2 separate regions of the Mus musculus genome follow, and region 2 is linked to region 1. The links are chromatin loops, found by intact Hi-C in ENCODE. Cell type or tissue: heart. All regions are shown on one strand. Each heading gives the region's core, and the rest is flanking DNA. Links, peaks and the distances in the headings are about the cores only. Region 1 holds the start of Arhgap35 (Rho GTPase activating protein 35). Region 2 overlaps Arhgap35 (Rho GTPase activating protein 35).

Evidence for each region. Peaks named below come from ENCODE experiments on the same cell type or tissue, not always from the same donor. Only the 100,000 strongest peaks of a DNase experiment are listed, where the experiment ranks them.
Region 2: a loop joins it to region 1, with 2.8 times the contacts of the local background. A loop is called at or near these places in 7 of 42 quality-filtered maps.

The regions. Positions count from the first base shown.
Region 1 is chr7:16,608,597-16,623,826 of GRCm38, reverse strand. It overlaps Arhgap35 (Rho GTPase activating protein 35), which reads left to right and starts at 8,834. Exons shown (of 7, transcript NM_172739.4): 1 at 8,834-9,355. Gm29443 (predicted gene 29443) reads right to left here and starts at 10,003. Exons shown (of 3, transcript NR_136928.1): 1 at 9,875-10,003; 2 at 680-782. In heart, for the core only: a CTCF peak has its summit at 6,561 (motif pointing right); DNase peaks (open chromatin) are centred at 8,516, 9,186 and 10,266; H3K4me3 peaks cover 2,723 bases; H3K27ac peaks cover 2,542 bases.
Region 2 is chr7:16,518,267-16,533,496 of GRCm38, reverse strand. The region is part of intron 3 of Arhgap35 (Rho GTPase activating protein 35); the gene reads left to right. Among named protein-coding and RNA genes, the nearest start is that of Npas1, 49 kb to the right of the region's middle. In heart, for the core only: no CTCF peak of the experiment used is centred there; DNase peaks (open chromatin) are centred at 7,836 and 9,016.

The DNA.
Region 1 (15,230 bases), core at 5,502-10,501:
GCATTGCTCAATTGAGGTTACAACCAAGATTAGCCATGGAAAACTGGCCTGCTACTGGTCTAGTCTGTCTACTTGGTGAGAGTTCCAGACCAGCAAAAGACCTTGTCTAACAAACAAAGTAGCAAACTGTTCAGGTTGACTTTGGGGTCTGGAGAGATGGCTCAGTGGTTGGGAACATTGACTGGTCTTCCAGAGAACCTGGGGTTCAATTCCCAGTACCCCTGTGCCAGCTCTAGTTCCAGAGGATCCAACACACCCTTCTGGCCCCTCTAGACAGCAGGCATATACAAGGTGCACAGACATACATTAGGCAAAACACCCAAACACATAAAATAAAAAAAGGGGAAAATGGCCAATAGGAAGTGTTTGAGAAATTCTGGAGCAAGTGAAATTTCCCCTTTCCCCCTCCCTTGCTTCCCTCCCCTCCCCCACCCCTTTTGTTCTCGACAGGGTCTCATGTATCCCAGGCTGACTGGAACTCAATACGTAGTGAAAAATGACTTTGAACTTTTGACCTTCCTGCCAGTAACTCCTAAGGGTCAAGATTAGAGGTGTGGCCCACCAGGACTTCAGGCATGGTAGGCGAGCATTCTATCAAGAAAGTTAGGTCCCCAGCCCTAAAAGTCTTCAATGACTTTGTAAGGGCACATTAATTAGAGCTGAGCATGGTGGTACATGCCTGTAATCCCAGCACGAGGGAGACGGAGTCGAGACAACCAAAGTACAAAGTACAGCTCCATAGTGACTTCAAGCCTGTCCATTCTGAGACTCTTCTCAAGACCCTAAAACAAAACAATGAGTGAGGCAAGTAAGAGAGCTTATCTAGAGAAAGTGCTAGCCACACAAGCCCAGGGACCCGAGTTCAATTCCTGGAACCCCTTCAACAAGGAAACAATTGACTTCCAAGTTGTCCTCTGGCATCTACAGGCATGCCATGGCACCCACCTACACGGACACTTACCTTGAAAGAAGTCAGTTGGAGCACCCATTCTGTAAAACTCCCTTGGGAAGATATATCAAACTTGCTCTTTGAACAGTAACTTCATTCATTAACTTATTCATCGATGTTTCATTGTTTTTTGTAATAGCATCTCATTGCACAGAATGAGCTAACATAGATCTCTCTTCTGTCAAGGATTTAAGTGCATGCGTCTTTTGTTTGCATGTACGTACGTATGTGCACCGTGTACAGTCCTGGCCAGAGGAGGGTATTGGATTCCCTGGAATTGGAGTTAGGGATGGTTGTAAGCCACCATGTAAGTGCTGGGGTGTGGGGCCACCAGACAGAACTGGTAAGGTTGGTGCAGGTTCAAAATCCCCGGTAAATCTCATAATTGAAAATGGCATGCGTTGGAACCAGCTACTGGCCAGGTGCTGCTGTAGTGCCAGGGAAATGTACGTGATCCCCAAAGAACAGATAGGAGCCGATCTGATGGAATCACAGTAGGGCCTTCTTACTTCATTTGAGCTAGCTCCGGCCCCTCGGTGCCCTGCTGTCATGGAGGACGGTTTTTGGTGATGAGGAGCTCCAAGCATCTATCCGGACAAGGCTTTATAGTAAGTAGCAAGGGCTGGGGTGGGCCAGTGAGATAAGTGTGTAAGCATCTAATTGAGAAGTTACTGTGGCCTTTAACATAATTGGCTGGTGCTGGGAGTCATATGATAAATTTAATTTCTGCTTTCCTCTGTTTTCTTGGTCATTAGACAGGGGGCAGGCTTGTAACCTGGGGGTGCTGGTTCGTTGAGGAAATAACCTGGAGATGCTGATCTTGTTGGAGGTTAGCCTAGAGACTCAAGCTAAGCTCGGGTTGTTGGGGGTAACTTGAAAACTAATGCTAGGTACCGGCCTGTTAGTTTGCCCGAGTTTAAACTTAGGCCAGGTTCTCTAAAATGGGAGTCTGAACTTGAAAGATTTGGTCTCTCACTACCTGTCCTGGAACATGAAACCACCACACCCCACCGAGAGGGCCGTGACAATCAGTCACTTAGGGACAACACCTGAAGTCCTTCCCCATGCAAATAAAGCATTCCTAACACCTCAGACTGAGCCAAGGGATCTACCCCTGGATCCCACTCTATCCCCAAATGCTTATTTATAACATCCCTATCAAAATGGTCCCTATCAACATGGAATAAAGTGCATACGTTATTTCACCAAGAATCACCCGAGGGTGGCTGTTTTATTGCGCTGTAACACTCTAGGTAAGAGTTTTTTCTCCCAAAGCATTCATTGCTGGACCTCAGCTCCACTCAGCAGGCCAGGCTTGCTCCACTGGCTGCTGTTTGCTGTTTTAGTGGCTTAGTGGCTCTGGCTCCAGCTTCTGGCTGTCCACAGCAGCTCGTCTGGTTGTCCACAGCTGCCACTAGCACTGAGGCTGCCACAATAATGAAACAGAGCTGGCTGCCTGCCCTGCCTAGGTTTCCCCTCGGAGAGCTGTACTTCTTTGGCCGTTCAGGTCATTCCAGAGCGCCTCGGAACCTTTCCTTCTGGCCTGGCTAGAGATCCTTGTCTTCATTCCATGCATCCTGTCTTCCTGGAGCACCACTGGCATTCCAGCAGCCAGGCAGGCATGCAGCCCGACACTGAGGCCTGAACTCAGGTTCTCTGCCAAAAGCAACAAGTGCTCTAAGACCAAGGAGGCATATCTCTAACCCCTGGTCTGACGAATCTCTTAATCCTGCCTCAGCCTCCTATCCGCTGGAATTATAGGCTTTTATTTTTATATGTGGCAAAGATGATACACTCTTAACAAGAATCTGGCAGCATGACCATGAGAACCAATGTTCTATCCTAACACAGAGTATCAGGGTTGGATCTCACAAACACTTAAGACTCAGAAGGCTGAACTTGTATGACAAAACATTTCCTGGGGAGAGGCAACACACACATCTATCCACCCCACATAGGGATTCATGGGAGACCAAAGTATAGATATACCAAAGTCCAACTTAATGAACCATGAATTTTATTGAAATTACTTACAGGACTATAGGTGAGAGGTTACTTTCAGGAGCAGAAATTTATCATCAAAGCCCACCCCAGCATGGGTGACAGGTCACAAAAGCTGAGACCCTAAAGCACACTGCACAACCTGCAGGCTGCTCAATACATTGGTCTAAACCTCTTCCAAGCACCTCTGCTGGATCCTGCCTCTCCTAGACAGCTGGTCTCTCTCAGTCTTCTTTTAGTACTCTGGGAGAGAGAGACCTAGTGAATCCGGTCAGTTTCAGGGACTTCCTGAAGCTATTTTGTTTCCATTCAGAATGAAATGTTTCAAACTCTGAGGAAACTGCTATACAACAGAGTTATGTGTGAGAGTATTTACAGGCGGATCCATTTACATTTAGTACTTGTGGTGGTTAGAATGAAAATGCCCCCCATAAACCTAAAGGGAATAGCACTACTAGGAGGTGTGGCCTTGTTGGAGTTGGTGTGTCACTGGGGCTGGGCTTAGAGGTCCCTAAAAGCCCAAGCTGGACCCACTGTTTCTCTCTCCCTGCTGTCTGTTGATCCAGATGTAAAACTCTCCAGCATCATGTCTGCCTGCACATCCTTATGTTTCCCACCATGATGGCAATGGACTAAACTTCTGACCTGTAAGCCAGCCCCAACTAAACGTTTTCTTCTTTATGTTGGATGATGATGGCACACACCTTAAATTCCAACAGGCAAAGGCAGGAGGATTTCTGAATTCAAGGCCAGTGTCTGATCTATGGAATGAGTTCTAGGATAGCCAGAGGTACACAATAAAACCCTATCTTAAACAAACAAACAAACAAACAAAGTTTTTATAAGAGTTGCCATGGTGATTAGCATAAGAGTTCTCTCTTAAGAGGCATCTGAGAGATGATCTCACACTGTTCTGTTATTTACAGGCTAGGATGGCTGGACATGTACACCCGTAATCCCACTACTTGAGAGCTTAAGGCAGGAGGATCAGGAGCTGAAGGCCAGTGTTGGCTGCATAGTGAGTCTGAGGTAGCCTTTGCTACAAAATACTCCATCTCAAACAAAATAAAGCTGGGTGGCCAAAACCTGTTAACTCCAGCATCAGCAGAGGCTGAAGCAGGAAGACTGAAAATTCAAGCCTGAAAGAACTGTATAGACTGACCAGCCTAAACAACTTGGTAAAATTCTGCCTGGGGGCGGGGGTGGGGGTGGGGGTGGGGGTGGGGTGGGGGGAGGGACACAAAACAAAAACCTCTCTCATTGGTAGAGAGCTTGCCTTTTACCTGTCCCGCACCAAAAGCAAACAGGCAAACAAGCTGAGATCTGTGCTTTACTCAAATTTACATGAAATTTATTTCATTTTCCCTGCTCTCTTTTGCTTTCTGAGGCAGGATTTCTCTGTTTCCTGTGCTGCCTTTGAGTACCCAGACTATTGCAAGTCAAAGATCAATCTGGCCGCGAATTCTCCCAGTCCTCCTGCCTCTCCCTCTTAAGTGCTGGGATTATGCTAATTTTACAAATTTATAGAAATAGGTTCATCGTGAATCCTTCCAACAAAATTTGGCGTACTGTACACTAGATGTCTTGAGTCCTTCCTGGAGAGCTGTGATTCTGCTGTGATTGCGAGCACCCCTGGCTTCTTGTCCCTTCCTCATCATAGGCTGCCTTTCTGGCCAGTGGAGGAAGGAAGATCATCACTGGCAGTATTCTCCCGCAGCTTTAGCGAGAACCGGCTTTCTCGGCTCCGCGGGTAGACGGCGCTGTAGGATCATCGACCTCTTGGTCAGGATCAGCCCTGGTTCCGACCCTCTCTTTAATTCTCCGGAATAGGGACTGAATACGTCCGAGCATCGCCAATTTTTATGCAAAACTTTTGTGGTCGTGTCAATCCCCCCGCCGCCACCATCCATTTCTGCAATTCGCGTCCAGACCTGAAGCGCGTTTGGTTCCTAGCATTCTGGTGGAAGTGACCTCCAGCTACTCGGGCCTCCAGGGCTATGCTTGGGAAATCTTGATAGAGATCCAACCCAGCAGCCCGGCAGCCCGTTCTTGTCTCTGTCAGCTAATTGTTTAGTCGGATGTTTGTTTATCCTGGAGTGAAGGGGGGCCGGGTGCGCGGGGGTGGCTGCCCCAAGGGAAGCCTGCTTCCTGTCGTTGGCTTACTCAGCTACCATTCGCCTACTTAAGTCCTGGAAAGAATTGCAGAGCTGGGAAGGCCTTGCCGGATGGTGCCTTCACCCAACAACAACAACCAAACACTTCCTGAGCCCTCTCCCTTGTGCTTAGACCTGTTGGTGACATCTATGGTGATTGTGGGAGTGCTAGATCTGCGCTCTTAAGCGATAGGAAAGAATTAAGAGATAGGAATAGCCAGGCTGCGGTTGCAAATGCCTTTTATTCTAGAACTCTAGAGGCAGAGACAGGCAAATCCTCCTCTCTCTCCTCCCCGCCCCTCTCTCTGTGATACCCAGGTTCTTTGGGATACTAGAGGGGCCAGCTCCCTGACCCAGCTTGAGAGACATCTGAAAGCACAAGAGTGAGCAGACAAGGACTTTGCCTTTTTGACTACCATTAGATTGAATGCCAGCTATTCTTTTTGTTTCCTATTTAATTACTCATTAACATCTACTTATATTTGGCCTTTTCTTGTTGTTCTTCCTATTATTATTATTGGTGAAACCAGAGTCCATGTAGCCTGTGCTGGCTTGGAACTAACAATGTAGCCAAGGTTGATCTTGATCTTCCTATCCTCCTGCCTCTACCTCCAAAGGGCTGTTATTACAGGATTCCCACTGTGTGTCATCACACCCCATTTATGTGGTGCTGGTGACTGAATCCAGGACAGGCTAGATAGGCACTCTAGGAGCTGAACTACAACCCTTGCCCAGTGTTCTCATCTGTGAAGCTCCAGGATCCGGCTATTCTGAGAGAGTGACTTCAACCTGAGAAGAAAAGGTGGCAGACTTCAAAAAGGAAAAACCTGAGGTCAAAGTGAGATACTGTCTGTTCACATATTTCCCAAGAGTGGATTTGGTAGGGTTTTGTTTTTATTTTATGTGAATGAGGTGTTTGCCTGCCTATATATCTGTGTACCACATTTGTGCTTGGTGCCAGTGGAGGCTAAGAGGGCATCAGAGCCTCTGGAATTGTAGTTACAGATGATTGTGAGCCACCACGTGGGTGCTAGATATCAAACTCGGGTCCTTTGGAAGGGCATCGGTGCTCTTAAGCACCACGGCATTCCTCTGCCTTGGAAGGGTATTATAGTTTTCTGGACTCTGTTGTGGTAATACATGCACTCATGTGAGAATGGGATTCCTTTTCTATCCAAAAGAGTTAGTCCAACAAAGGTCCATTTTTCTTAAAATTTTCCTCTTTCCCTTTACCTAGTTGATCAGCCAGCCAATCGAGTCAAATTGAGAATTCGAGTTCCCATCAATGGGATAAGACAAAGTTGCTACCTCCATCAATAATAAAAGACAAAAGCCATCTCAGCCATGTATGTTCAATAGTTGAGTTTGGGTTTTGATACGCACACACAGACACATTTTTCTTGAAATTTATTTTTACAGACATGGGTGTTTTTGCTCGCATGCCTGTGCAGTTTCTGGGGAGACCAGGAGAGGGCATCATTTTCCCTGGAACTGGAATTTCAGGCAGTTGTGAGCTGGAATATAACCTGAGTCTTTGAAGAACTGCCAGTGGTCTTAACCTCTGATCCATCTTTACACCTCCCTGCAAACACTGAGTTTGCAAACCAATAATAATAGTAATAATGATAAACTGTCTGGTTGAGTTATTTTTGCTTTGTTCTTGTGTTCTTTTGTGCAACTCCAACATCATTCTTTTCCAACACTCAGGAAGCAGAGGCAGACACAGTCACACATTCAATTCCAATCTAAGCTACATAGTAAATTCCAGGGCAGCCAGGATAGCTAGTGAGAAAAATGTTAATGGAAATTATCTTTAGCCAGGCATGGTGGCAAATGCCTTTAATCCCAACACTTGGAAGGGAGAGGCAGATCTCTCTGAGTTCAAGCCCAGCCTGGCCTACAAAGCAAGTTCCAGGACAGCCAGGGCTACACAGAGAAACCCTGTCTCAAAAAACAGAAAACAAAATTAACTTTAGTTTACTCCAGACACTCTGTGCTTAGGATGGAACCGAATGCCTTGTGTATTTATGCAAGCATTCTACCAATGACTTCTGTCCTCAGCCCCAAGTAATGATCTTTATAGATGGGAGAGGAACCCACTTTTAACTGTTGATCTCTTCAGCCCACACCACAAGAACCTGCCCTCCTAACAAACTTTAATGAGAGGCTTCATTTGTTGGGGTGTTTTAAAATTTGAGCACATGTAAACTTTTTTTTCAGAATATGAAAATTCATTACTGTGTTTCCACTGTAAAATTTTATGATATTGATTTTTCCTTCTTGCCTTTGTAGAGAGCCAAAAGAGACATACATACTGGCTGCCTTAACCACCTTAAAGCAGACTCCAGGAATATCACCCACAGCATGACCTTTTTGACTTCATGAAGTTCTGGCTGCTGGATTTGGTCGAGCCCATGTAATTTTATTTAGCAATGCTTACTGCGTACTCAATACGTGTAGGTCACTCCTTTACACCCCACCCTCATTTAGAGACACAGTAGTTCCCTCTTAACTCCCCTGTTGCTTTCTGATGTTTCAGTTACCGGTGGCTAGGAGGGTCACATCCACATTTCTCTTATTACAGCGTAATATATATTCATCGTTTTTCTATTGTTGTGGGTAATCCTCTGCTAAGAGTAATCCATCAGCTATTATAGATATTAATGTATAAGGGAGATCGCCCATATTTTACTGGGTTCTAGTAGTTCGAGGATTCCCACCATGAATCGTGGCCATAGGGCCTATTATACCTCATTCGATTCTCCAAGCGACCCTTTGGAGTTCAGTATTGTTATCCCACTTTACAGATGAAAAGCCTGGAAAGAAGTGCAAGGCTGGATCGGAAACACGTGCTTCCTTCAGGCATTCCACACTCTGTGAGGCGCCGGGAAAGCCTGTCTTTCACAATCCATCCTTCCGGAGGGCTCCCAGAGGAATACAGAGTTAGAGGGGAGCCCTCTTACATCACCATTCCCCCTGCAAGCACCCAAAGTGACATGTGGTTTGCTGTCATTTGCCCGATGCTGACTTGGGAGACTAGGGCTGCAATGCAGGGCCTGTCCTTCCTCTGCCCGAGACCAAGCACTGGGAGAAATCACCAGTAACTTGTATCAACGCGCCTGGCCCACAGGTTTTTCTTCAGCGCCCGGGAAAGAGCACGTGCCCCCTGTCCCCGCCCACTCTTTTGGGCTGGCCAACGGCGAGCCTGGGTTGGGCTGTGAAGGACCACGCCCCCTTCCCTCGCCCAATTGGTTCACTCGCTGGGTACGCTCCCTCCTTCACAGCCCCGCCTCGCCACCCCACGTTACGTCTGTCCCCCCAACCCCCTCCGTTATCCCGAAGCTGCGGCTCCAGGAGGCGAACCCACCTCCCTCTGCCTTCCATTGGTTAGTGAGGTCCCGCGCGAGCGGGATGGAGCCCTAAGTCCCCGCCCTCACGAGCCGGGCCAAGCCTCTCAGAGATGGCTTTCTCTTGGAGCCGGCGCGGTGTGGGGAGGGGCGGCGGGTACTGCAGCCTGGAACGCGCGACGCCGTGCGCGCCCCCCTTGCGGGCTCCTCCCTCCCTTCGGTGGCTTCGCAGGCTGCAGCCGTCTCTGCGCACGCGCACTCAGCCCACCCCGCGCCCTCCTGTGCCAGTTCGCGGGTGTCCGTCCTCGCGCTGTGTAAATCTGGCGCCGCAGCCGCTGAGGTAGCGGCGTTTTCCTCAGGCGCGCACGCGCACTCGCGCCCTCGGTGTCCGCGCGTGCCTGTCCTCCCGGCCTACGGTCCTCGCGGTGCGCTCGGCCCACAGGGCCGTTATCCACTTCCCAACCCCAGCCCCAGCATCTCTCGCCCCTCAGAAACGCACGCGCACTTGCGAGAGGGTCTCCAGTACGCGCACGGCCGCGGCGGCCGCAGGAAGGAGGCGACAACGCCGCTGCCGCCGCCGCCGCCGCCGCCGCCATTGCGCGGGAGGGAGGGAACGAGCGAGCGAGCGAGGCTGGTCCGCCCTCCCCCTGGTTCCCGCCCCTCCCCCCTTCCCCTCCCCGCCCCCCGCCCCGAGGGAGAGCCGCGGCGCGGCGGGAGGAGGAGGTGGAGGAGGCGGAGGAGGGAGCCCGCGAGGGAGGGTCCGCCCGGCCCCCCGCCGCCGGAGCCGCCACCGCCGCCTCAGCCGCCTCAGGAACGAGTCGCTAGGGGAACATGGCGCCGGGCCCGCCGTCGCTGCGGCTGGGATCGCGGAGGCCGGGGCCGCGCTGAGTGCGCCCCCGAGACTGGTAAGTGTCTCGTAGCTGGCGGAGGGGAATGTGGGGACGGGCGAGGCGCCGGGCGCCGCCCCGCTGCGGGATCCAAGGGTGGGGGGAAAGGCGGGGACCGCGGGGCCCGGAGCCCGCGAACAATGGAGGAGCCGGAGGGGGAGGGGTGGGAGCGCCCCCCCCAGCGCCCCGCGGTCCCCGCGTCCCGGCCGCTGCATGCCCGGGCCCGGCCCGCGCGGCCCGCCTTGCCCTTCCTATTCGCTAGTGTCCCCGCAGCCCTGCAATCCCGGCGTCTGCCTCCACACACGCCCCACCAAACCCGGTGAAGGATCTCGGTGTCTCTCAGCCTCCACTCGAGATACCCGACTCCCAATTCTGAGCCGTCTTCTTTCCCACTTCCTCCCCCACCCCGACCCCCAGTCATACCTACTTCGCCACCTCCTGGAGTCGGCTGTGCTCCTGGGACAGTCTACCTCCTCATTGACCCCTCAGTATCCCCTCTGACGCTCACTTTGAATATCCGTGGCCCTTCTACCTTACCTGTTTTCTGCTAGCATCACTTTTGGGAGGAAATCCCCATTCTCCTTCTTTGGCCTATTTACTGTTATTATCCCTGCGGTAGAACATCTTGCATCCCCAGGAGCTGTCCCTTTAGGACCTGCGGTTCCACCTCCGTGGAGATCCGTATTGGTCTGTTGATACAGGCACTGCTCTACTGCCCTCCCGGTCTTGGCTTTGGACATAATTCCTCCTTGTATTTGGGCCCAACTGCCCCATATTTTGCCGGGTCGCAACACTGAACCTTCTGCACCTCCTAGGATGTCCCTAAGCTCCTTCTCCTACGGTTCTCAGATTCTGATGCGCCTTGCTCGCTTCCTTCCCTTCTCAGTGCTTGCTCCCATTTTGCCATTCAGACCCTGTCCTCTTTTCCAGACCCTTCTGCCTGCCAACTCTGCCCCTGTGCAGGCGCTCTGATCTTGCATGCACTCCCCTGTGGTGCCTGGCTTTTTGCCCTCTTCTTTTTACCCCCTTTTCTGTCCCTTAGGGTGTCTCATTTTTGCCATTTCCTTTAGCAGACCTCTGCCCTAACCCTGACTACTCAGTTGTACTCTCTCTGCACCTCTATTCTCGTTGAGTTTCCTCTCTTTCCCACCTTTATTTCAATGCCCCTCTGCTCTGCTTCATTCATTTGCTCTCTCTCCCCACAAACCCATCACCAGTAAGTTCATCTACACCTAGGACTTGCTGCCTATGTCTTCCTTGCTCCTGGTGTTTCTCTGCACTTTAGATGACTCTGACCCTGATCCTTCACACGCTGCCCATTCTGCCCTTTTCTTCTACCGGCTTTTCCCCTTCATTCTCTTTATTTGGTGCTCTTTCCTCTCTTTTGGAGCTGTCCATTTGTCTACATAGTTTTGAATCGTCTTGAACTTTACTGTTGCTGTCCCTGTCAAAGTGATCATCTTCAACACCAGTCTCCTTGTGTTCTATGTTTGGTCCTTCTTAATTCTAAGTCCTCCATCCCCCCCATTCAGCCTTTCACTGGATTTTTTTTTTGTTCATTCTCCGATCCTGTCTTGTTCTGCCTCCACCTCCTTTTAAGTCCTTTTCCTTAGTTCTAACCTGAAGGTATCATTCCTTTCTTATTATCCCCGTCTCCCCTTTCTTGGAGTCTACAAATTCTTGTTTAGATGTTCATTTTCTTTTGATACCCGTTTCTCAGTTCCTTTCCTCTTTTGCTTCTTGCCTTTCTCCCTCGTGGCTTTCTGCCTTTTTCCTCAACCCTGTCAGGCTCCCTTTCTAATACTTAACTCACATCACACCTGCTTCTCAGGGTTTCCCACCCACCACCAACAAGTTCTCCATTGAGGACACCCCTGTCCTATACATCTCTCAGCATTTTCCAGGATAGACTGAGCCGAGGTACTCTAGGCACTGATCCAGGCTGCAGATTCTCTGTGAGTCCTGAGTGTTTTGAATTTTATCCTCCAAAGTCCTCCTGAGATCTGTTACAGAGGTAGGGATTGATTGGTTGCAGCTCTCTGCAGTCTTGGGAGTGTCTCCCCATTTTTCTGACTCTCATCAAGGTTAGTGATGGTGGATAGGATTCATCTATTGCCCCATTTATGTTCTCTTTGCTCCCTCTCTGGGCCTCACAGCTTTGTGCCCTTGGGAAAGGGGACTGCAGCTGCTCCTGACTCTTTATTCTTCTCATTTCCCTCCTTGCCTCTCTGAGCAGTTGTAGCGAGTTGTAGGCTCTACACTCTTCCACCTCCACACCACACACCAGTATGCCCCTACCCTCCCCCCAGAAGCATTCATGAGTTTGTATTTTTTTGTTTATTTTTGGTTTTTCATCAGCTGAAAAGTCATATTCTTGTTTTACTCCAGGCCAAGGAAATTTGAGTTCTCAAGTTTTGCATGTCCCAGGGGTTGCTGAGGCCACATTTGGTGTTTACGGGCTCTAGTCTTCAGAAGCTGTAGTCTTGCCTTCTTGGTTAATGCTGTGATCTTTGGGGGTTGGGTTAGACCCAGTGGGTTTCTTCCTTTTGCACCTATGCCCCCTGGAAGGCTTTAGCTTCCTGGTCTTCAAAATGGTGATAGCCTGGGTTTGGAAAGCATTTTGTGGTGGTTGTTGAAAGGAAGAGTGCCAAGTGTCACTCAGATTTCTGCCCTCTAGTATAGCCAGCACTCCCAGCCATAGGAGCCCAGTGCGCCTGTGCAGGGAACCACTGGTGAGTTCTGACAGCCCCCAGACTTTATAAGGGGCCTGGTTGGGTAGAGTTGGAGAGGGCTGCCAAGAACTGGCTGATAGAAGTGCATTTGGGATTGTTGTCTGTGAACTGTGCTTTTCTTACCTTTTCTAACCCTGTGTTTCTTAAGTTCCTTTAATGATTTTGTGGTGGGGGTTCAGGAAATTAATCCAGAAGTAGAGGTAGCTTTTTACAAAAGAGCTATCTGATCATATTGTTCTTTACCCTGGGAGGGGAGGACCTTTGGTGTATTGTAGGTTTATTCTGTTTCTTGAGTTAATCTAAATCAAAAGCCTTTTGTTGTTGTTGTTGTTGTTGTTGTTGTTGTTGTTGTTATCGTGGTTTTCTTCCTTATGGCCTCGGGCAATTGCATATTAAGACAGCTATTCAGCTGTGAAGGCACATTTACTGGAAGGACTTTCTTTCTTAACTGAGCTATGATCAGACTGTTTATTTCAGCACCTGCTTAGAAATAGTTCTGTGTGAACACATTCGAAATAAAAAGTCTTCTCTGTCAGCTACAGAATTAGATCATTGACTCATCCAATGTTAGGGTATTTGTATACAAGAACATGGGGGGACTGTGCGTAATGGATCTGTGTGCCTCTCCTAGCTTTATAGGACTGTAGGTTTTCTGGGTTCTGGTCCTGTTTCTTTCCTTTCAGTTCTGTGTTGTGTGGTTGGAAGTTGGTGTCTTGAACATTGTTGCTAGGCTTGTTCTGCCACTGAGCTATAGGACTTTAAGCTTTGAGAAGAACAGTGGGGATTTTGATGCTGTGTGACACTTTGGTTTGTTTCTAATGGTGTTTCTTTGGTCTCATGTCACAATTTCCAGTATTTATTTTAGAGTTTGTGTTCTCCAAGTCAGTACAAATAGTTGTCTTATTTTTTCATTCTTATTTGGAGCTGACACCTACTTAAGAACAGGAACAACTGTGTGCTCGGCACCACTACAACGTGTGTTTCCAGAGTCTTCCCGACACTGGCAGCCTAAAAAGTTCTGCATCAAAACTGAGTTCACATAATAGGAAGAGGAGTGACAGAAAGAACAAAGAGCTGTTTTTCCTTCTAAGCTGGGAACTAATGTTTCAGGACTGTCAGACTTCTCTGATGGTAGTGAAGGCTCCACTCCCAGAATTGACATTTGCTTTCGTGATGGAATTGGGTGCTACAGAAATGTGAGGTGGTAGCCTTGGCCTTATGGGGCAGTTCCTTTGCCAGTTGGGGCGGAGTGTGAAGCAAGTGATGGCAGCAGATGACTTTTTTCAGTGCACTAGCATGTCTGTAAGGGCTCTTAGCCTGTCTAGATTTTTAGAACTAGCCCAATAAGAGTCCTTTCTTAGCCTCCTCCTTCCCCCTTTAAAACTAACCTTTCTTTGTGCTCATGTCTCCTTTTCCTTGCCCATCGCCTTCTTTTTTTTAATTGTCTTGATGATGCCTCAGGACAAATAAGTCAGAAACTCTCATTCTTCATACCAGACAGATCGGTGAAGGTATCTGGCCCGAATAGTGAGTGACTTTTGGAAAAGGACACTTGGAAAGTGTTTAGGTTGCATAGTTAGTGCCAGGTTGTAGCCTCATGCCTGTGTATGTGGACAGTCTTCCTGAGACAATACAGCAGATTAGATCATTATAGCTAGAGGTGGGCAAGATAACCTTGGTCTGATGTGGTCTCTTGAAAGGTGTTGATCCTCTTGCAGGCTGTTGTGATTTTGTAGGACTGTCGTTTGCTACCAGGCAATCTAGACAGTGTCATTTGTTCATTTACTTTTATTTTTTCGAGACAGGCTCTCACAAAGCCCAGGCAGGTCTCTATCTGGATATATACCTGAGGGTAGCTTTTGAGTCATCTCTCTGCTTCTGTCTCCAAAATTCTTGAATTGCAGGTATGCACTATCACATCTGGTGTAATTTATCCAATCCATGTGACTTTTGATCAATCATTTACTTCACTTATTTAAATTATCTACCTCTCACAAACCCCAAAGATTATTTGCTTGTATATGGAAGGTGACTAGCAGAAATAGCATGTTGGGCCCTGGAGTTTTGTAGTCTAGTCTAGAATATCAGTGCAGTCTTTGCAGGTGGGAAAGTAAAAGGCTTGCCTGGGGTCACATGGCAGGCTTCTGCTTCAAGATCATTAGACACAAGAGCAGGGCCTGCCTTCTGTCAAGGCCATATCTTAATTAATTAGGATTGGGGACAGCTTGCTTTTCCACTGGGTTGGATATCCCTGTCTGAAGACTGAAGTCCAACCCTGATGGTAGACTCTATTCAGTAGAACAAACTGTGTTGGAAGAGCTGTGGCCTAGTGCTCAGTACCTGGGGCTGTGCTAGGATCCCCCTCTTGTCCTTGTCATGTACTAAAACAGAATTGAGATCCGGCTTTTCCTGGGCTTACCTTTGTGGATACTTTTTTTCAATGGAAAGTAAATACTACCACTTTCTAAGCCATTCATATGGAAATTAGTTTATAACATGGGGGGGGGGGGTGTCTCCAGATTGTACTAGCTACATAACTCAGCTTACACCTCTTTTATAAAATGGTAGGGAATTTTTCAAGCTGAGTCATTGTTGACCTAGGCTCTCAAATAGCAATGGTCTGAATAGTACTTAAATTGCTGGTATTAAGAAGTGCAAACAAATCATTCATGTTCATCTTCCCAAAAGTTTATTTCTATTTAACTTTTAATACAATATTTTATCAGACTTTATCTACAAAGAATTCTTGAAAATAAATGGGCCCCTGTCAATGTGACTTTCATTTATTGACATTCTGATATTGAACACCACTGAGCTTAGAGGAGAACTGGGTCTGTTCAGCCATGAAGCATCATTACAAGAATGTAATATTTGTTTTTGCTGGAAATAACCAACTTGCCTAACTCCTTCACCTTACCTTATGAATGGAGTGATGCAGTGTTACAGACTCTGCAGGAGTTGTGGCTTGTGTGTGTTCTCTTCCTTGGGGCTGCCCTCTTCCCGGCCACTGTAGTGAAATTGAGCCATTGACAGAAAGCTTCCCATGCAGTAAAGAAATATTGACAAAGCCAAGCATAGTGGCACACACTAGTAAACTTGGTGCCTGAGAAGTGGAGGGAGGAGGAGATGATGTTCAGGGAAATCCTACTACTTACTGAGTT
Region 2 (15,230 bases), core at 6,541-11,540, 91 kb after region 1:
CAGAGTGAATTCCAGGACAGCCAGGGTTACACACATACACAGAAAACCTGTCTGGAAAAGCAAACAAAATAAGTCCTCCTACCTCATTTTCATAAGTAACTGGAACTCTAAGCACTTGTTATGCCAGTAGTAATGCTTTTGTGTGTGTGTGTGTGTGTGTGTGTGTGTGTGTGTGTGTGTGTGTGTGTGTGTGAGAGAGAGAGAGAGAGAGAGAGAGAGAGAGAGAGAGAGAGAGAGGGATTTTCGAGTTATTAAAGTAATGGTTTAGGATACATGATGTATTTCATTCTGGTAGGCTTTCTCTGTGACCTTAGAGTCTTGTGACCATTGTGGATGGTGGCAAGGTGATTATGACCAGTGTCAGAATACATCCAGTTTAACTCTGGATCTATCAATGATTCTTTTATTTCTGTGTAAGGATATAGTGAGTCTCTTTCAATGAGGACAGAGACTAGGACAGAGTTTTAGTCCCTAGGCATTTGAAAACAGAAATGGGAGCTAGATTCTAGATGGAGATTGTCTGTGTTTAGATGGCTGTGAAGGGGCTAGAGCCTACTGGTAGAGCATGTACTCAAGGCTCTGGGTTGTATCCCCATTATCATAAAGATAGAACCTTGAGGAGGTGAGGGCACTATTACTGATTCATCTTTCTTGATCTTTGCAACAGCCCTGGGAGGCTGACTTTTGACATGGACACAAACCTTTACAAAGATTGAATGTGAGGCTATGGATACAGCTCCATGACAGCTCCTATCCAGCATGCCTGAGCAGCAAAAATAAGCAAGGTTAGATAGAAGCTATTAGCAGGCTTCCTCTCCAGATGAAGAGATGGCTTCTCCCTTCTAGAAGATTTATTAAGTGGTCGTCACTTAAAGGTAACTTATGTGGTTTTGGCACATACCTTTTATCCCATCACTGGGGAGGCAGAGGCAGATGGATCTCTGAGTTCAAGGCCATACAGAGGTTAACAATGACCTATGCTTTTAAAACGGGGTGTAGGTATGTGTGTTTCTGAGTGAGCATGTGGATGAATGTGCAACATACTTGTGAAGGCCCCATGGCCTTAAATTGTAAGGATAGCAGTACACAGATTTTGTTATCCTTGTTAAACAAGGTTGTTCTTTTTTTGTTTTGTTTTGTTTTGTTTTGTTTTATTTTTGAGATAGAGTTTCTCTGTATAGCCCTGGCTGTTCTGGAACTCACTCTGTAGACTAGGCTGGCCTCGAACTCAGAAATCCGCCTGCCTCTGCCTCCCAAGTGCTGGGATTAAAGGCGTGTGCCACCACCACTCGGCGACATGATGCATTTGTATGACGCATTTTGTTTGCTTTGCAGTGTTTGAGACAATGTCTCATTAATATCTCAAGTTCTCCAGTGTTAGGACTGCAGGTCTCTTCCTCCAATCCTGTCTTGTATATAAGCCACTCCCTCCTTTCCTCTGCATATTCCTTCTTTGTGTGTATCGGGTTATTTAATCAGCTGGCTGCTGAAAGGTGTGTGTTCGTCTCATGTTATTACAGGTCACACTGCAAGCTTGCATCCTTTGTCTTTCAATGAGGTTTCCTTCCCACCTTCCCTTGCCTCCTAGGTAAGCCAAAAGCATCCTATTAAGCTACTTTTGTTGTTGTTGTTGTTGTTGTTGTTGTTGTTGTTGTTACATTTACTTAAGTATATGTGAGTGAACCTTCACATGGGAAAGTCAGAGGACATCTTGTAAGAATCCATTTTCTCCTTCCTTGTGGATTTTGAGTTATCAGGTTCAGTAGCAAGTTTCCTTACCAACTGAGTCATCTCACTTTTGTTTTGATACCTATATGTGTGTGTATATGTATGTATAAAGATTTAAAAAAAAAAAAACTTAGACCAAGGCAGTGGTTCTCAACCTGTAGGTCACAGCCCCTTTTGGAATTGACCAACCCTTTCACAGAGATCACATATTAAATACCCTCATATCAAATATTTACATTACAATCCATAACAGCAAAATTACAGTTAGAAAGTAGCAATGAAATGTTATGTTTGGAGTCACCACAGCATGAGGAACTGTATTAAAGGGTTGCAGTATTAGGAAGGTTGAGAACCATTAAGCTAAGTGAAAGAAGGAAATAATATGCTCTGTATTTTTTACTTACATTAACTTAGTTATATATGTGGATACATATGTATACCATAGTGTGTATGTGGAGGTCAGGAGACACCTTTCGGGGATCCAGTCTCTTCCACCATGTGGGACCCAGGGATCAAACTCAATTTACTAATTCATGTAGCAGGCACTTTTACCCACAGAGCAATCTCATCAGTCCTGATACTCTACTTATTAAGTGCCATTGTGTATCCTACCATATCACCATTAGGTGAGATTATTATATATTTAGTTTTTAGTTTGTTTTGTGAACCTGTGACTATGGCAGAGACTCCTAGATAACCCAGATAAACTGAGTGTGCACCAATGGTGTCAAGCTCCCACTGACCCTCTGTAGTATTCGCTCAATGGAGCAGACTCAGTTCAGCAGAACAAGCACTGGGGCTGTGTTAGAGAAGGAGTCTCTACCTGGTTGTGTTTGGTTCTGTTTCAAGCAGTGTGGCAGTCTCTTCAGAAGACAGAAATGAGCATGTGCCAACATGTACTGAGTACAAACCAGAGCCACAGAGACTTGGAGAAGACAACAACCTTAGCTAGGCATGAGGGCACACATCTGTGATCCCAGTACTCCAAGGGAACATTGTGACAAGTTCTGGGGCAGCTTCTCAAAATGCAAAGCATAAATCAAATATACTTCATCCTCCTTCATATGTACTTTTAGCTGTCATAATATTACCTCTAGATGGCCTTCCAGTACATCTTTTTAACAATTACTATAAAGAATGGTAAATCTCTATTTTTATTTTTTAATCTTTGTGTATGGGTGTTTTGCATACATGTATATATCTGTACACCATTTGTATTCCTGGTGCCCACGGTTGCCAGAGAGGGTATCAGGTCACCTGGAACTGGAATCACAGATCTTTGCAAGGTGCTGGGAATTGAATCTCTAAGTCCTCTAGAAGAACATCCAGCACACTTAACCATTCAGCCATCTCACCAGCCCCTTTGAATAATAAAACTTGGTTCTGTGTTGTTTTTCTTGTAGTATTGTGGGGTGTGTGTGTGTGTGTGTGTGTGTGTGTGTGTATTTTGAGACATGGTCTCCATAAAATCCCTGGCTGGCCTGGAACTCATTATGTTGATCAGGTTAGCCTAGAACTCATAGGGATCCACCTGCCTCCACCTCCTGAGTGCTCAAGTTAAAGGCATGCACAACCTTTGACATGAGTAGTAAATCTTTAATATTGAGTCATTTCTAGCCAGTGAGATCACTCAACCAATAAAGGCACTTGCTGCCAAGGCTGACTCCCATAGTTCCACCTTCAAGACCCACATGGTAGAAGGAGAGAGCCGACTCCTCAAAGTTTTCCTCCAAACACATATGTATTATGCCATGTACACACACATGTGCGTGTACACACAAATACAAACTTAATAAAGATTATGAAGTAACACAAGTATTTTCTAAGATTTGTCTTATCTCACTGCTGTTACTTTCTTTTTATATCAAAATCATAGCTCCTAAATTTTTATTTTAAAATGTGCTATAAAATTATTTTCAACTCAATTTCCATTCCCTTATCCCCCCCACTCCACCCTACCCCCCCCCCCAAACATTTTGTGTCTTCATGGTGTTTCATTCTTACAGTCTTAAAATAGCAACTAATAACCTGTTGTTCATTGGTTTCTGTTTGGTGCTGGGGGTTAAAAACTAAATAGGGTGACACATAACACCCTGAGGGACACCACCTAGGAGAATCTTAGGTCAAAAGTGTGCTTGCCTCTTCCTTTGAGGTGGATTCTCATGTAGCCCAGGCTGGCATTGAGCATGACACGCTCTAGAGAATGATCATCTGCTGCCATTTATATGGAGCCAAGGATTGGCCCTGGGGTCTCATGCATAGGTGAATTCAGTACCAGCTGAGTCATGTCTCCAGCCCTCCTATTACATCTTTCAGCAGTACTTTAATGTGTGATTTCCCTTTTTTCACAAAGCATCTATGCAGTCTGGGAATGGGTTTGTTTATGCAGTCTGGGAATTGGTTTGTTTAGTGTATTTTAAACATTTCATGAAGGTGTGTTCTTGTTTCTGTTTCTCAATAAGGCATTAGCTCTGCAGCCAGGTTGGCCTCAAACTCAGGATCCCCCAACTTGGCCTCCTAAGTGCTGAGATTACAGGCAGACTCTACCATCTCTCAGTGTGTTCTTGCTGTTTTTGTGCTATTTTCCTTGTCTCACATGTTTTTAGTTATCTTACTTTTCTTTGTAAGGGTAATAAGTTTAATAGTCCATCTGAAAATGCATCCTGTTGAGTTCAAACAAGGTGTTGCCAATGCAGAGAATATCATAAGGCCAGCCTTCAATGAAGAGGTGACTGTTGAGAGCATTAGAGAGGAGCTGGTGTTGAATGTTTACCCAGTGTCCAAGCACCTGCAGACCTTCCATGATAGGAATGTCAGGAAGGAAATAGGCATGTCTAGGTGGATGCTTGCCTAGAGGGAAGTTCCATTCTCTGACAGAAGGAGGGAACATCTTTCAAGAAAGAAGGGTAGACTGGTACAAAGCAGGAGATGTACTGCTGTTATCCTTTGAAGGTCAGCCTGCAGCACCTGGGGTTCCTCAGGGCTTTACAGACTCTTCCTTAGGTTCCTTGGAGTCTTAGAAAGGTCATACATCAGGATGCTGCGGCTTGTACTCTTATTAAAGGTCTATTAAAGATTTCCTTGGGAAAGAGATTGGTCTTTTTCCTCTCGCTTTCCCATCATTTCTATTGAGAAGATAGGTTTTGAAAAGGTGTTGTTGCCGGGCAGTTGTGGCGCACGCCTTTAATCCCAGCACTTGGGAGGCAGAGGCAGGCGGATTTCTGAGTTCGAGGCCAGCCTGGTCTACAGAGTGAGTTCCAGGACAGCCAGGGCTACACAGAGAAACCCTGTCTCGAAAAACCAAAAAAAAAGAAAACAAGCAAGCAAGAAAGAAAAGGTGTTGGTGTTGGTGTTTTGAGGGGATATTCTGTGGAAGAAGTTGCTGTCCTGCCTTAGGTTGATTTACCTAGGGAATGATTCCAACAGCTGTCAACTCTTGTCAGTGAGTTCTGCTGTCTTCCTGTTCCTTCCTGAGTCTGGTCCCTGCCTCCAGCTTAGTCTCATTCTCTCCCTGACTTACTAGCATAACATCTTAGTGAGTGCTTTCTCATCTTGCCAGCTGCTTATCCACAGTACTGAGTTGTCTTTGTAAAGCCAGTGGAGCCCATATCAACTTCCCCTGTTAGTGTTCTCCATCATCCTGGACAAAGGTGAATGCTGTTGCATACAGAGTCTGGTGTTGTCTAGCCTTGCCTCTTGATGTTTTCTTCATTCACCCCAAACTTCAGATCATGATCAGAACTGCTACCATTCCTCAAAAATCCTCCCTGGAACCCTTCTCTGGCTTGTCCTCCAAGCCAGAGCCCAACTGAACCGTCTGTCTGTCTGTGTGCCCTGCACCTTTCTCTACAAGCACTCTATGCACTGGACCCTGATTGTTTGCTTCCTCAATAGACCCTTAGTTCCTCAAGGGAAGACACTGGGTCTTCAGCATTGTTTCTTTCAAGCCAAGTGCACAAGACTCTAGTAAATGGTTATAAATGAATGAATAGTGTAAAACCCTCAAAAGACCCCATCCCTCAAAAGCTCCATTTAGCCATGGAAATGTGGAATGTGTACATAGAAAAGGAGAAGTGCATATAATACTAAGGTCCTAAACAAGCTTTCAGTATCTGAGTGGGAACAAATGCCCTATGTCTTTGGTATGGGGATAAGGGAAGAATGCATGTGATTTCTAGGTGCCAGCCAGCTCCTTCATCCTCAGGGTTAGGTTTGTCCTCAGGCAGTGCTCCATTTTTGTTTCATACAAGTTTAGTTCCTTGTTCCATCTTTGAATGCTACAACGTGTTGCTGCTGTGGTGCTATCTTTGGAGTTTAATTAAGCATTTGATATATGGGGTCCCCAGTGTAGTGCAGAGCAAGATTAGGGGATGGCAGATTTTCAGACCCCTGCCACTTTTCATTTGGAAAACTACAATTACATATATTTTACCTTGGGATGTTTTCAGTTAAGTGTATTGGGTGAATTCTGGAGATCTGAACCTGAAATTCACCATGGAGATTTCATGCTGTATACACTTAACAGCATGTTTATATCCTTCATCAGGTGTTTCCCCTCCAGAGGCACTGTCCATATTAGCTCCTTTTCTCATTACTGCAACAAAAGCAATTTAAGGAGGAAAAGGCTTATTTTGGCTCCCAGTTTGAAGGCATAGTGAGGAATATAGCTGCTTTCATTGTGTCCAGGGATAACACTCAGCTTGCCTTTTCCGTTTTCCTCTGTCAGCCACGTTCACAGTGGTTCTTTCCAACCTCAGTTAAGCCTGTCTGGAAGCATCTTCACAGATGCACCCTGAGACCTGTTGTCTAGGTGATGGTAAACCCAGTCAAGCTGGCAATGGAGATGAACCATCATACTGTCTGTCCAAAGTATTTGTGACATACCTACCAAAGATCCTTGCCTTCAAAGGTGAAAGGGCATAGTGTTATATCAGTAAAGCCCCAGCGGAGGGTTCAGGGTGACTGAGCCTGTGAATTGTAGTTTGTTCTTCACAGCTCTCTGATAGCCTAGTGGAGTCCCAATCACCTGATGTGGGCCCCAAGTTACTACAGCCAGCCTCTGTGGTGCTGAGTCCTATCCCTAAGCTCCATCCTTCTAAATACATGGTGACTAAGTATACTGACAACAAGCATGGGTAGTAGGGACCAGTAGCTATTTGAGCAAAGTACCAAATTCACCCTTGGCTTTACATCTCACATCTCACCTCCGTGTAAAAGAATCAAATCGAGTATCTGTACCTCTCATCTGTCAGTGTTGGAGTTTAGGTTAGCTTCAGTTTATCTCCCCCTCAGTAGCACACTCCTGCACTGCGTTTCACATGATCTTGAGAAATAGCTGTCCAGCATTAGGGAGCACTTGAGAATGTGATGCACTATTCAGAAAAGACCAACCCAGTTCTTCCTGGAACTAATTTTTTTTTTTTTTCCAAAAAATTCCACCAAGCTGTTAAAAGGAAAATAGCTGCTAAGAGTTCGGACATGCAAATATTTTCAGCTCTATAACTAACCAAGCAATCTATAGTGTCACCGTGATGGGGGACAGCAGGACAAAAGGCCAACTAATGCCTGAACTGACTCCTCCCAGCTGTTGGTGAACTCCCAGATTGCCTAATCCAGTTGGGAAAGCACTTTATTTGGACCTAGCACACAGCACAGTGTCTTTGGTGAACAAGGTGCCAGTGCAGCATCTGCAGGCAACATGGCCAGAGTAGCTCTGAGCAAGTTCCTCCACTCCTCTAGGTGCCCATTTCCTTGACTGTTGCATGAGACAAAATAGCACCTATGGGTGTTCAAGGGACAGCACAGCCAGGTGCTGATTTGGAGTTCGCCTGCCAGACTCTGGGTTTCCTAATTCTCATTCTGTTCTTCCTCCCATCCCTGGGAGCTGTCACTTCCACTGCCATGGTAGGAAAACCAGGTCCAGAAAGAGACCAGGCCTAGGACTCAAATCCAGAGCCATTGTCTTCCTAGCATCCAATGATTGGTATTTTCAAGAAGCCAGAAGAAACACATCAGGTAGAGCCCTGGAGCCTTACAGGCAAGTGGAATTGGGCCAGATAGCATTGGAGTTTGTTCCCGGCATCCCAGCCCCTCTGTGCTTGAGGGCCTGCCTCCTGCAGATGTCAGCACCACTCTGACAACATGACATCATCCAGCATGCACTTCCAGTTCTGACTCTACCTTTCAGAGTTAGCAGGAAATTTCCAGAGCATTTAGAAGCTGTGTATCAGGCACGTGTTAGAGTGCCCTGCCGAGCTCTACCTTGGAGTTGGGCTTCTTCCAATCCAAGGGGACCCACAAGGAGGCTAGAGGCCATAACCTTGTGCTGAAAAGTGCACGGAGAAGGACCTGATCCTCATCAACATAGTCTTTTTCCTTGAAGACTAGCTTCATCATACATTAGCTAATCTCCTATGAGCTGGGCAGTGTTAACCTCAAAGGCACACTAGTCCCTTTTTACAATAAAAATCAAAAATCCCAGAGTTCTTTGGACACTGGCTGCCCACAGCAACATTGCAGACCTTCCTTCTGTGCCGTGATTGTGTCTTGGACTAGACAGAGCTCGCTCTAACCCAGGAAGGCTACACACCTCACTGGGTGCAACAGAGCTATTTGGGAGAGCCTCAAGATGAGCTGCTTGAAGCCACTGGGCTTGTGCTCTGGAGTTGCTTCTCATGGGACTCCTTGCCTAAGAGATGCCTCCAGGTATACTGCATCCTAGAGTAGGTAAGTCCAAGACTGGACACAACCAGCAGACCCACTGCAAATGATCACCTCCCAAGTACCCTTTCCATTGCTGTTAAGATACTAGAATATAAGGTGTGTAATTTCATAAAATGTAGTTGGAGGGGTCTGTATGACTTAATATCACCTCCAGTTCTAAGGTTTTTTTTTTTAATTAGGTATTTTCCTCGTTTACATTTTCAATGCTATCCCAAAGGTCCCCCATACCCACCCCCCCATAAGGTGCTTTTTTTTGTATACCTTCGCATACACATCCCTTAACACCCTCCTGCTTCCTTGTAAGTGAAGCAAGCACAAGTCACTTGCATTCCAAAAAGTCCTCACTGCCACATAGCCAGGTGGTCATCTTGCCAGCTCTTTCATGATCCAGATAAATGGAATTCATTTAGCTCGTAGCTTTGCCATGCTAAAGGATTTCCTCGGGACCAGGTGCCCTGCATGATCAGAACAGCATGCCCTGGCATGCTGCCTGAAGAGCCCAGCAGCCAAAGAGAAGTCAAGCATGTTTCACCAAGTAACCCTGCCTTCCATCCAAGACAGAAATAGTCTGGGTGTCAGCCCAAGTCCCCAGCATAGTTTCAACAGGCCATTCTGCCTAGCTGTCTTGGCTGCCCCAGCCCCCTGTGTGTTGGGAACACACAGACTGGCTGCCCTGCCCTAAGTGAACAGATAGTGGATCTTTTGACATGCAAGAAAAGCAGGGTCATGACAACAGCCGCCTGACCTAGGAGAGTGTCTTCTTTATATACCTGGCTGCCTGTCCCATCTAGCCTAAGACCTGTTAGTATCTGTCTATCCTTCATTCTCATCCCTCCATCTTACTGTAGTAGATCATCACATTTCCGACTTCAGGTTTCCAGACTCCAAGGGGTCGGTGTCTTGGTGGTAGTAGTGGGATAATGCTGGCAGGTGCTGCCACCCTACGTTCCTGAGTGCACCACTCTTAAAAGCAAGGCTCAATGCTGATACTCTTGTGGGCAATATAGGCAAAACAGCCCCAACATGGAGTTCCTGTAGTTTCCCCACTTTTCAGATACAGATCTGAGGTGAGGCTGTGGGCAATTGGGAGGGCAGGCAGGTCACTCAGCATCACTGATCAAAACCAAGAAACCTTGTCCGCAACAAGCCCTGGACTACCCTTTGGAGTCGGTTATTATGTCTTAAGACCCACATAGGTTAACTAGGAAGGGTGAGTGTATCCAAGAGGCCATGAATTTGGCTAAGCCCTGAAAGCAGTGCCACCTGTTGTGGGATATCTCAGACACAAAGAAGAATGCACACTATGGAAACAGCTAGACCAGGCATAATATCCCAGCAGTGAGCACCTATTAGTGCTGCATTAGGGTAATAGCTATTCTAAACACAGGATCAAACACAAACCACTCTGCTAAGATAGGGCCTGAACCTTCATTACCCAGAGAATGGGATTCAGCACATTGACCCTCAACACCCTGTATCATGTTTGGTGAAGTGATGGCACTGCACAGCTGCACATTTACATTCTGCAAAAGTTGCAGCAGTGGCAGACTGTGAGCATGTGTCCTGAAGGAAAAGCTACTGTGGTGCCCAGATACATCATAGATTATGTGAATGGGTTATGCCATGCCTTCTGAAGCCTCTGGGAAAGTCCACTGGATTGCTTGCTGTCCATCCTGTCTGGGTAGAGTGTTTTAACATTGCTAACAGTACCAGTTACTTTAAAAAAAAAAAAAAAAAAGCTAAAGTGCTGATTTTTTACATCCAAATATAGAAAGTAAAAGCATAAGCAGCTCCAGGTTTGCCTTGGAAGAAGTATTGATTCACTGCTAAAAGGGAAATCAGAGGAACAGGGTGGTGGTTACACAGAAACAGTGGTGCAGCCTGCTGGCCTTAGAGAAGGACTTTTTGGTCAAAAAGTCTGCCAGTGTGAAGAGAAAAGCTCATTTGAATATTAAAATTTGCTCAGATGGGCTGGTGAGATGGCTCAGGGGTTAAGAGCACTGACTGCTCTTCCAAAGGTCCTGAGTTCAAATCCCAGCAACTACATGGTGGCTCACAACCATCTGTAACGAAATCGGATGCCTCTTCTGGAATGTCTGAAGACAGCTACAGTATACTTACATATAATAAATAAATAAATATTTTTTAAAATTTTTGCTCAGAAAGCTGGGCTTGGTGGCACTTGCCCTTAATTTCAGCACTCAGGAAGTAGAGGTATGTGGATCTCTGTGAGTTCTATGCTAGCCAAGGCTATGTAGAAAAAAAAACATGTCTCTGGGATTGGGGAAAATGTCCAAGAGCCAGTTCTCCTCCTCAGTTTTCAGGCTTCTGTGAGACATTGTGCCCCCAGCCTCTCCAGGGATCTGGATGGTTGAAGAGTAAAAATGAGCCATTCATAGTGAGACTAGTTCTGACCAATACTAAAGGCTCTGCAAAGTAACTTGCCTGTCATGTGCACACTTAGTAAGCTCATGTCACACTTGGTCATAGTCAAGAGGACAAAAAACAATAGTAAATTCTCTAAGAAGTTGATCTGGCTTTTGTCTGTTTTGGAGGGTGAGCAGTGGTTGAGACAGGGTCTCACTGTGTAGATTACCATACCCAGTTTGTTTGCCCACTCTTTGTCTCCTCCCTTCCCCGCCCTCCCTCCTTTCCTTCTTTCCTTCCTTCCTTCCTTTTTTTAGTTTTTTATTTTTATCTTTTTATTAATATCATATATGACCATGGTTAAAAATTCAGTAGCAGCTAAGGGCTTGTTTACATAGAAAAAGCAATGGTGGGTGGCCAGAGAGAATGCTTAAATGGTGGTTGGAGTAAGCTTTTTTTTTTTTTTTCCTAGATGACCTAGATTTGTTTCCAGCACCCACATTGGTAGCTCAGACCTATTCATAACTAGAGCTCCAGGGGATCCAACACCTGACCTCAGGTCACCTACACTCAAGTGCATATATACAATTTAATAATTTTTTTAGAGCAGTCACAAAATTCCTCAACAACATATCTGCCTAAAAGCATCTTTTTGTTTTGTGTGTATTGTATGAGTTTTATTGGTACTCAAGAAATTTAGGTAGAAGAGAGACCTAAACTTAGGTAGTAGAGAGGCCACTTTCTAGAGCCACATTTGAAAATGTATTGTTCCTCTCCGAAGCAAACCAGAATGCTGTAGCCTGTTTTATACAAGCTCCCTCCCCTCCCCCCCCCCTTTTTAAGGTTTATTTATTTTATGCATGTGAGTACACTGTGGCTGTTTCAGACACACCAGAAGAGAGTATCAGATCCCATTACAGATGGTTGTGAGCCACCATGTGGTTCCCGGGAATTGAACTCAGGACCTCTGGAAGAGTAGCCAGCGCTCTTAACCACTGAACCATCTCTCCAGCCCCCTCCCCTGCTCTTAATGCTGGCTTCATTTTTAAAAAAACAACAACTGCAGAGTGTTCACAAAATACCCAATCAAAAATGGTAAAAGCTAGTGGGTCAATGAAGACCATGTCTGTGGAAGCTCTCCCTCTACCTTTCATGTGCACTGTGTCCATTAACTTCAGCATTCTTATCGCTACAGTAGAACTGAAGGCAGCCTGCCTTATGGAGCTACTGTGAAGGCTCCACTACAGAAGCATAGCCAGCACTGTGCACCTGGGCCTCATTCTGAGCACACAGCTCATTATCATGATATTGTTGGGTACCACCTCCCTGGGTCAGATACTAATCTTAAACAGCATCCCATACAGATGGTTATCCACTAACAAGGGAAATAAAAAGTTCTGGATCATTCTTTAAATGACATCCATGGCTATTAGTAGTTATTTTATGTATTGAGAGAATATTTGCCATCCTGTAATTTCTATTCTTAGTCATGCTCTGCTCCCTAGAGCCATTGAAACAAGACTATTCTAGATGACAGTTGTTCAGATATTTGAAATAATGACATTGACTACTCTCTTTTCTTTTTTTCTGTGTGTGTGTGTGTGTGTGTGTGTGTGTGTACACTTGCCTATGCAGTGTGTGTGTGTGTGTGTGTGTGTGTGTGTGTGTACACTTGCCTATGCAGAGACCAGAGGTTAATAATCAGGCATCTTTCTCTCATTGGCTGTTCTTACTTTCTAAGACCAGATCTCACTGAATCTGAAACTTGTTGTTATAGCTAGATTGGCTACGCAGATCCACCTCTCTCCAGCCCCCAGAGAAGATATTTGAAACCAGAAGGGCTATTTAAAAGATGGAAGGCTTCTTGTTGAAGTATGCTTTAATAAAGAAGGGTTCTTTGGAGACTTAATGGTAGGCAGGGTGCCTCAATCTCTGGTAAATTGACATAGTGCATATCAGCCACTACTAGTAAGTCTGCTGGCAGGTGTGAACTAGTCACCCTAGAATTTTCTTTCTGTGTTTGTGATGACCCTGGCATGCCCTACTGGATTCTGGTGTATCTATGTGGGACTCTGCTTGAGCCCCCAGCCTATTCTCTGTATGATCTCAGGCCCAAGTCAAATGGTCTTGCTCTACTATACAGTATCCTGGTCTCCACCCATTTGCCAGCCCACTGGTCACTTTTAGCCGTCATGATAGGCACAGTCAGCTCTTGGTGCTGTTTGTTTTTAATTGATTGTAAGTGGTAGTTGTAATAAATTGTGCTTGCTAGGCTAATGATACCTTTCCTAAATTATGCCATGGTGTTGGGTACAACAGCAACAGGATTGCTATTTTAAAATGAGGTTTGGTAAAACAAACAGGCAGGCTGCTTACAGGAACTGCTGAGCTGATGATTAATTGATGTTCTGGAGCTGGCCCTTGCTCTCAGATGTACTGTTCCTGTGATAATCCTGTAGGGAGGCCACAGCCCACACCCTACTTCATTTCCAGATAGAAGACGTGTAGTTTCTTTTCTGCCGCCTTGTGCAGAGGGTAGTGATGCCTGGCTTAAGCTGGCTGTTGGCTCTTTCACAGTATCAAGAGTGCCTTTCCATTCTGGAACACAGTACTTCATCATATTGCCATGTTAAAGAGGCTGATACTTAGGGACATGAAAGAGAGCTTAGATCATGGTTTCAGATTAGATTATGAAAACTGGAAGCTGCTGATACATACCTGTGGCTTGTTAACATATGTCCAGTTCCTGCTAAATAGGTAGAAAGTTTAAATGTGTCTAAGATCATTTTCTTAAGTCATTGAGGAATGAGACCATGGTGAAATTATTAAAGCCAGCGTAATGACGCTTGCCTGTAATCCTGATGAGGGGGAAGCAGAAAAATCACCATGAATTCAGGGCCAGCGTGGGCTACATAACAAGACCGATGTCGTCTTTGAGGAGGCCATTGTTGTCATCATTATTGGCATTATTGTATTAAAAAAGCTGGAGATGTAGCTCTCAATTGGTCGGGATTTACCTAGCACTTAGGAGAAATAGAGTCAAGGCAAGGAGCAATGAGTAGATCGTTGGCAACAGTAGAAAAAACAGTATCTCCAAAGTTACATGGGGAACTAGAGAGATGGCTCAGCAGTTAAGAGCACTGCAGCTTTTGCAAGAAGACTTGCATTTGGTTCCAAGCAGCCATATGGTGCCTCACAACTGTTTATAGTATGGTTATAGGGGCTCCAACACCCTCTTCTGGCCTTACTTACATGCATGCAAACAAAGCACACAAACACATGATGTGAATACATTTTTAAAAAATTTAAAAAGCATGCCAGGTGTGGTGGTGCACACCTTTAATCCCATAATTCAGGAGACAGATGCATGTGGATCACAGCCAGGGCTACAGAGAAACCTTGTCTCCAAAAAAAAAAAAAAAAAAGAACCCAAGTTTGATTCTGAGCGCTCACATCCTATGGCTCACAACCACCTGAAACTCCCACCAACCTCAGGTTCAGAAGACCTCATGCTTCTGGCCTGGGAGGGCAGCTATATTCACATGCACAGCATACACACAGACATAAAAAATTTTTGTTTAGTTTTTTGTTTTGAGACAGGGTCACTATGTAGCCCTAGCTGGGCTCACTATATAGACCAGGCTAGCCTCAAACTCAAAAATCCACCTGCCTCTGCCTTCCAGTAGTAGTTGGGATTAAAGATGTGTGTCCCCGACCTGGTTCCTACACATCATTTAAATTTTAAATTAAGGTGGTTTTTTGGTGGGTGGGTATGGGTATGTGGGTTTATTTTTTCCAAGACAGGGTTTCTTTGTGTAGCCCTGACTATCTCTGGAACTTACTCTGCAGACGGAGCTGGCCTTAAATTGAGAGATCTGTCTGTCTCTGCTTCTCAAGTGAGTGCTGGAATTAAAGGTATGCGCCAGTACCACCTAGAAGATTTAAGTTTGGGGTTTTGTTTTGTTTAAAGAAAAACAAAACAGACCATCCATTTTCCTGAGGAGACTGCACCTGGACCCCAGTTGGTACATGAGCTTGGAGCAGCATTAAGTCCAATTTGGTAGCTGCCAGGGAAGAGCTGTGCCGCCAAATAAACACTCAAGACTACCCTACCCACTGTCCATGTGAAGAATAAACATCATCATGTTTCACTGACTCACAAGTGATGAGGGGGATACACTGGGACCCCAGCAGGCAGAGGATAGCATGGCCAGAGGCATGATGGCTCCTCTATGGCCAGGTGCTGCTGTTGAGTTTGGTGCTACTTAATTCTATAGGGTCAAAGGTCTCTATGGGCATTAAGCTTTTTAGAAGGGGAGCTGGGGACTTCTGATACATATTTGTCATTAGTCCAGGGTTCTAGAACACATAAGCCTGTGGGGCCGTGGGTGTAGGAGAAACGGGAGAGAACC